2 separate regions of the Homo sapiens genome follow, and region 1 is linked to region 2. The links are chromatin loops, found by intact Hi-C in ENCODE. Cell type or tissue: ovary. All regions are shown on one strand.

Region 1 (4,000 bases), 260 kb before region 2:
TAGTGTCCATTTGTAACTTGTGCTTTTTAAAAATTGTTTTACTTGCCATAAAAAGTAACTTTGACAATTTGTAATTTTGTTTAGGACTTGAATGGGAAAACTGTAGGCCTTTAGCAACTGCCGTTGCCTGGGAGCCAGTCATTTTTATAAATATTGGTTCCCGTCTCCCCTTAGTCGAAGTTTGCTGTGTTTGCTGTTTGTATTAACTGACTGAAATTTTTGTTCTTTTTTTTCTTGCTCTGTTTTAGAATATCTGTGCATGTGCAGGTTCCAGGGTGCCCTGCTGTGAGGAGCTGGCGGAGACTGATGCCTGAGGCCAGTCTCCCGGCAACTGCCCACAGCCTTGACCTGTTTACCTAAGATCAGCGGTTCACATTCAGGGATGGGTACTTTTTTTTTTTTCAATTTTTAACTTCACACTTGTAAATATTTGCTGGCTCTTTTTCTTTTTTAATAACAAAGGTTCTATTTGAAAAAGAAGCTTTGAAATTATTGTCTTACTTTAGAAGAAATGGCCAGAAACCCTCCCCCACCCTGCCTTGCTGCAATTATTGATGCTATTAATATGCCCAGGAAACGCTTCTTTCAGGTTGTTATAGCATCACGATGAAGAATTCTTGGCTAAAGAGGTTTCTGTCCTCCATGGGGGATCAGAACCGGCGACCCACAAAGCCTTTGGCTTCATTCCTGGTACCTTGTTCTATGCAATGAAACGTCCACCCAACCTTTCTCAGCCCGGGGCTTCCCCGAGCTCCTTCTCACAAAGACCTGATAACAGGAGGACTGTAGACCTTCATTTGCTTTCACCCTCAAAAGCATGCACACAGCCAACTGGGCGAGCAGATGAAAAGGTTAATCCCCCTCCTGGTCTCCACTCCACTCAGTAGAGAATGACCTGCTGTGATTTTCCTTTCCCCCATCTCCTACTTCTCCCTGGGGAAGTGCCAGGGTCCCCACCCCTGGAACTTGGCTGGCCATGAGGAGTCCTGTTTTCGTTTTAACCATCAGCTCTCAATTGATTCCAAACCAAAGGCGATGGGTTGCCTGTGAAACATAAACTAGGTGCTGCACCACGCACGTTTTGACCGACTGAAAATTTGAATTGCTAGAAAAGTGATTTATCCCATCTCAAGTTTCAATATGATTATTAAGTGAACTTCTTTTTTCCTTTTCTGGCAAGGGTTGAAAGAAAGGGTCAAGAATCAGCCCTGTTTATTTAGACAGTGGCATATTTCTTGATGGGCTAGGGATGACAACTGGCAGGTAGAGGTGGCCCCATGCAAACAGCAGGTGGAAGTGGGGGTGCTCAGCCTCTGTACTCTGAAGGGAAGTGGTCCGGTTGGCCCTGGGCGTGATGGGGCCCTAAGGAGTCACAGTTTGTCACATCCCAGGTGTGTCTCCGCCTAAGCCACCCTCGCAGCAGTCTCAGGCAAGGTCCTTGGGAGACCAGGCGGGGAGAGAGGGCCTCTGGCCAAGCTCCTTGCAGTCAGGGGAAGCTTGAGTCTCCAGGCCTCCCAGGACCCAGTCACTGACAGGGAACCAGCCCCCGCAGCTGGAAGCTGCCCCACCTCTAAAATCAGGTGGGGCTGCTGGAGCCAGGGCCACAGCTGCACTTCTGCTATTACAGAAGAGGTTGGTGCAACTGAGGTGGCCTGCTCTTGGCTTTGGGTGGTGACCGGGCTGGGAGGTTGGGCTTCTCCCTGAGATGGTCACTGCGTCAGGTATGAGGATGCCACACAGTCCTGCGCTCAATGGACACGTAACCTTGCACGAGGCCGACACATCGACAGATTGTCGCCTGGGCTGAGGAGTGGGCTGCAGCTGGGGCCCTCCTGAGGGTGACAGGGCCGGCTGGGAGGGTGAGCTCCCTGGGGAGCAAACACTGCATCGGGAGGATGGACTGTACCAGCCTGGCCTCCTAGAATGCAGAGCTCAAGCAGGTGGGCTGGGTCCAGGTTATGGACAGCACCTGCTAATAGGAGTCCTTCAAATTAACCTAAAGAACCAATATAAAGCCCTGGCCCAGAGCAAACAAAACATGGATGCTAACACTTTCTAATAGAGGATAACAGCAGAGAGGAAAGTCGACTGTGCACCGACAATCCCCAGCAGCAGCCACACAGCAATGCACTACACTGAGGCTCATTTCCAAGCCCCCTGCTCCTCTGACGTAGGCCCATGAGGTCCTAGGAAGAATTTATTCATCCTAGAAGGATGAATTAAATCTGTCTGACACTGGCCTGATTTTAGTACTGAAGGTCCTGCACCCCAGGAAGTCCCCAACTCGGTCCCAGGTAGACCAGGACAGTTGTTCACCCTAACTTGGAGGCTAGCTTTCAGACACCCAACACCCAATGCAGAGGGACAGGAAATTGGCCTCTCAGCCAAGCTGTTCCAGACCCGACCAGAAGAGGGCAGCCAAGGACCATGGCTGTGAAATAGACGTGGGGTTGCCAGGAATCTCCACAAACACAGGCCCTGGTCCACTTCCCAGGTCGAGGCCTCTTTTATGGACAGGGCTGGGGAGTGTAGACTTCGAGGGGATAGAACTCTAACATAGGTCCAATGAACCCACGGTCCCGGTGTTTGTGAAATGTCCTCGAAGTCCGGTCTCCCGTTCTGATATGCTTCAGTGTAAATTCTTCCTTAGCATTATTTGTTTTTATCAGATGTAAAGAATGAAGACGTCTTGTCATTTAACAAAAATGACAGCTGTGGTTTTGGAAGAAAAAAAAATTACGCCTTTTCATCAAGTATTTGGAGAATCACGGGACCCTTTAGAAGTCTCGTTGGTACTTTTTGTGCTGACACTGGCGGGGTGTGCAGCTGCCCCGACCATCAGCCCATCCCCGTCTGCGGGTGGAGATGGCTCATGGACAGGAGGCAACAACCCCGACGGGAGCAGCAGCTCCCGCAGGAGCCCACAGGGACATCCTCCTCTTCTTATCTGAGGCCTGCAAGTGCCAGTGCAGGAGCACCTCCTTGGGGCAGAGGGAGTGAGAGACAGGAAGGGGAAGGACTCAGCCCAGCACATGGGGGACCGTGGCAGGTGCACCAGGGGTGCCCCCGCAAGGGGCCGGCTGAGGTCAGAGGGGCTGCGACTCATGTAGCACCCACCTGCGGGGCTGACTCCAGAAACCAGGACCTGTGCCCAGGAAGCAGACCACCCTCCAGGCCATGCCCTTCCGGCATCAGTGAGGTGTGCAAACTGCTTGGCAACTGGGGTGCAAGGCCGGGCGCTCTCGAGGCCAATACATCAGCTGGTTTTATTCGTTAACACAGTGGTGCCTGGCATGGGGGAGGGCACTTAATAAACCTTTGTTGGATGAAGGGTTACGATCACCGACTAGCGCTGCTTTCTAGAACAATTTTCCTGGGAGTGCCCGGCCCTTGCTTTGCACCCTAAGTACTTTATATTGTCTTATGCTCTGCTAGGTTCCCAGGGCTGCCTGAAAACTTAAAATGAAATTGATAGCTCCAAGCAACAGAAAGGCTGGAGTGCTGGAGGGCAGAATTCTGAAATCAATGTGTCCATGGGGCCGTGCTCCCTCTGAAGGCTCCGGAGGAGACAATTGCCTTGCCTCTCCCGGCTTCTGATCCCTGTACGCATTCGGCAACTGGCTGCATCCCTCCATTCCCTTCTGACCTGGCCTTCTCCTCTTTTTTCCTGTGTCTCTCTGTGTCCAGATCTGTCTCTTATGAGGATATTCTCATTGGATTTAGGCCCACCCTCATCCAGTATAATCTCATCTCAATTCTTACCTTAATTCCATCTGCAAAGACCATATTTCTAAGTCAGGCAATGCTCCGAGGTTCCCAGTGTACAAGAATTGTTGGAGTACACCATTCACCCACTACACACACAGAGACAGCAGCCTCTGTGGCTGCCGACAGCACAGGCAGGCCCTATGTTAAACGCTTTCTTTGTGTTTTCACATTTTATTCTCAGAGTCACTCTATGAAGTAGGTTTTATTAGGATCACTCCCATTTTACAGGTAG
Region 2 (4,000 bases):
CCTCTGGCGCTGCCCGCTGTCTCCCGCCTTCCCTCTGCTCCCCGCTCGCCTCCGCCTCAGCGCCCCGCTGACCTCGCCTCCTCCCCTCTGCTCTTTGTCCCTGCACTCTCCCCTCCTCGGTCCTCTGACCCCCCCGCCCTCACCTCCTCCCCTCCTCTCTCCCCTGCCCGCCCCGCGCTCTCCCACCGCTCCCGCCGCCCCCGCCGCCGCGGCTGCCACTCCGCCCCCCGCGCCGCACGGAGCTTCAGTAATAACCCCGGCGCGGCGGCGGAGTCGCTGTGGGGAATCCTCCCGCGCTCTGCCTGGGTCGGGTCCTCCCTGCCCGCTCGCACGCTGCCGGCCGGGGACCCTCCGGTGGCCCCTAGCCCCTCGGAGCGCTCCTGGATGAAGCCCCGCGCGCGCGGATGGCGGGGCTTGGCGGCGCTGTGGATGCTGTTGGCGCAGGTGGCCGAGCAGGTGAGTCCCGGGCGCTCCCACCAGCGCGGAAACCGCGGGTCCGGACAGCTGGAGGCGAGTCCCCCGCGGCTCCTCTCCCGCGGACCCCGCCGTCTCACCGCGATGTCGCCGCTGTTTTCCGCAGGCACCTGCGTGCGCCATGGGACCCGCAGCGGCAGCGCCTGGGAGCCCGAGCGTCCCGCGTCCTCCTCCACCCGCGGAGCGGCCGGGCTGGATGGAAAAGGGCGGTAAGTCCGTGAGGTGGGGGCTTCTAATCCTTGCCATTTAGCAGCTCGTAATCTCCGTGCCGCTGGTTTATTAGGTGCTGTGAATGTTCACGACTCTGTGGAACCCTACTTTTAAGATGCTGTTGTGAACTTTTTTTTTTTTTAACTGTATGAGCGAGCCCCGATGAGTGGATTTCCACCAATATTTACATTTTATTCCCTGGCAAAACGGTTTGCCAGAGTTATTGATATAACATTAGGAAAAAGGTGAGGAAGTTCATTTTATTTTATTCTAAAGAGCTTAGGAAGAATCTAAAGCTATTAATGTATGCATCAAAGCCGTCATAAAGAGCAAATTACTTTCTTTTCCGTCCCCTTCTACATCCTCGGATCCTCCTTCCCGTCCCCAACCTTTCCTCCTTCTCCTCCTTTATAGATTAAAATATTCCTCTATCGTTGCTTATTCTCAGTGAAGGAGATAAAAGAAGCGCTTAGCATCTCAATACCAAAGTTAATGCTCCAACAATCAGGGCGTACTTCAAACATAATAGTGCCTGAAATGGCTAATCAGCTGATTGTGACACCATCAGCAACGTTCATATCCTGGGCCACAATTTGACATGAGGGCAAGTCTTATTCTTTTTCAATGCATGCTTTTACTTCTGCCACTTACAAGTGACATTTGGAAATTTGCTGTCTTATGGAAAGGGATCTCTGTGTCTTCATACTGCATCAGGTAAATGAGAACGCAGGTGTGTCGCACTGGTTGCTAGGTGGTTTTTTAACCTGAACCCATCCAATGACAGTTAATAAATATTATTTTGCATTGTTACCAACAATAAATTGCCGTATCAAATGTTAATATTAATTGACTTTTATAGGAAGAACTAGGTTTCATTCTCTCAATGTATTTCCAGAAGATCTAGAAAATTAAAGTTAACAATTCAGAATTTCTCAGTATAGTTATTTCAATTTGATAAAATAACATAAAGGCAAGCACTTAATATATGCATTAACTTTTGAAATTATTCCCTGCCAAATGAGTACACAAATAGTATATAAGGTGACCGGTGTCAGATTGACGCTCACCATAGTACCTTTTTGAGAACCACCAGGGGGCGCTAGGTGCAAATGATATAAAATGTTAAAAAAAATTGTCACAGTGAATTTACAAGAGAAAGTTAATTATCTGTCCATTTACAGACTATCCTCTTGTGGTTGTCCTTGTCCTTTTTAGGGTTTTGCTTACAATACTAAAAGTTAATTCTTACAATTTTAAAGGTTAATTCTAATTCACCTTTTTAAGTAAGATTTTTGTAAAAAAAAAAAAAAAAATTCTAGTTCCCTAAAACCATGAAAATTCCAGAGGGACTCAGGAGATTTCCACAATAGTTTATGGCATTTATGAAGTTTTATTTAAGATAAAACACATTATAGACACAGAAGAAAGAAGAAGAAAAGCCAGGGCTTCGTGCCTAAGTGTGCTTTTCTCCTAAAGTGATTCAATCTGCTTCAGCATCCTCTCTGGGAGTGGGGTGCCAGTGTGCTGCTCTGAACACCTGGCACCACAGTTGTTGTCACAACGTATCGTCTCCATGACAACCACTTATCTGGCTTGGTAAGAACCTGAAGGGGAAGAGGCAAACCCTTCTTAGTGAAGTTCTAGCCCAGTGGACACAGCACACACCCTCCTCCCCTACCTTCTATGCACTTTAGCTCCTTAATTATAAATGGCTAATGTGTGAGTCTGGACATCCACAACAAGCTTTTATGCCACCAGAGAAAAGATCCTCCTCAACAGTGTTGCCTGTTTCCCTCTGACCTGGAGCAGAAGAGCTAGAAGACACTTGGTGACTGCTGGGGTCAACTTACTGTTGCCTGTCTAGGTATCCATTAGACAAGTTGGTTCTGAAATAACTAATTGTAGCCATACATTTTGTTTAAAGTAGCGCATGACTCAAACTATTATTGCAAATCATTCTTGGTGGCTGAAGTAATTACAAAATAGCAAAGAGAACAAAGCTGGAGGTGTCACACACTACCTACCTGACTTCAAACTATGCTACAAGGCTACAGTAACCAAAAAAGCATGGTACTGGTACCAAAACAGATATATAGATCAATAGAACAGAACAGAGACCTCAGAAATAACACCACGCATCTACAACCACCTGATCTTTGGCACATCTGACAAAAACAAGCAATGGGGAAAGGATTCCCTATTTAATAAATGGTGCTGGGAAAGCTGGCTAGCCATATGAAGAAAACCGAAACTGGACCCTTCCTTACACCTTATACAGAATCTAACTCAAGGTGGATTAACTATTTAAATGTTAAAACCTAAAACCAAAAGCAATTGCAACAAAGCCAAAACTGACAAATAAGATCTAATTAAACTAAAGAGCTTCTGCACAGCAAAAGAAACTATCATCAGAGTGAACAGGCAACCTAGAGAATGAGAGAAAATTGTTGTAATCTATCCATCTGACAATGGGCTAATATCCAGAATCTACAAGAAACTTAAACAAATTTAGAAGAAAAAAACAAACAACCCCATCAAAAAATGGGTGAAGTATATGAACAGACAATTTTCAAAAGAAGACATTTATGCGGCCAACAAACATATGAAAAAAACCTCATCATCATTGGTCATTAGAGAAATGCAAATCAAAACAACAACGAGATACCATCTCACGCCATTTAGAATGGCAATCTTTAAAAAGTCAGAAAACAACAGATTCTGGAGAGGATGTGGAGAAATAGGAACACTTTTACACAGTTGGTGGGAGTGTAAATTAGTTCAACCATTGTGGAAGACAGTGTGGCGATTCCTCAAGGATCTAGAACAAGAAATACCATTTGACCCAGCAATCCCATTACTGGGTATATACCCAGAGAATTATAAATCATTCTACTATTAAGACACATGCACACATATGTTTAGTGAAGCACTATTCACAATAGCAAAGACTTGGAACCAACCCAAATGCCCGTCAATGAGAGACTGGATAAAGAAAATGTGGCACATATACACCATGGAATTCTATGCAGCCATAAAAAAAGAATGAGTTCATGTCATTTGCAGGGACATGGATGAAGCTGGAAACCATCGTTCTCAGCAAACTAACACAGGAACAGAAAACCAAACACTGCATGTTCTCACTCGTAAGTGGGAGTTGAACACTGAGAACATATGGGCACAGGGAAAGGAACATCACACACCGGGCTTGTTGGGGGGTGAGGGGCAAGGGGAGGGATAGCATTAGAAATACCTAATGTAGATGGCAGGTTGATGGGTGCAGCAAACCACCATGATACATGTATACCTATGTAACAAA

The links. Peaks named below come from ENCODE experiments on the same cell type or tissue, not always from the same donor. Only the 100,000 strongest peaks of a DNase experiment are listed, where the experiment ranks them.
Region 1: a loop joins it to region 2, with 6 times the contacts of the local background. A loop is called at or near these places in 32 of 110 quality-filtered maps.

What each region holds. Positions count from the first base shown.
Region 1 is chr5:4,877,477-4,881,476 of GRCh38, forward strand. No RefSeq gene overlaps it. Among named protein-coding and RNA genes, the nearest start is that of LINC02114, 110 kb to the left of the region's middle. RefSeq lists an enhancer at 2,282-2,351. In ovary, a CTCF peak has its summit at 2,398 (motif pointing right); a DNase peak (open chromatin) is centred at 2,415.
Region 2 is chr5:5,140,084-5,144,083 of GRCh38, forward strand. ADAMTS16 (ADAM metallopeptidase with thrombospondin type 1 motif 16) reads left to right here and starts at 247. Exons shown (of 23, transcript NM_139056.4): 1 at 247-456; 2 at 581-683. The coding sequence starts at 385. It overlaps ADAMTS16-AS1 (ADAMTS16 antisense RNA 1), which reads right to left. Exons shown (of 2, transcript NR_198969.1): 2 at 2,055-2,288. RefSeq lists an enhancer at 1-19. In ovary, a CTCF peak has its summit at 1,772 (motif pointing right); DNase peaks (open chromatin) are centred at 238, 531 and 1,778; H3K4me3 peaks cover 2,296 bases; H3K27ac peaks cover 633 bases.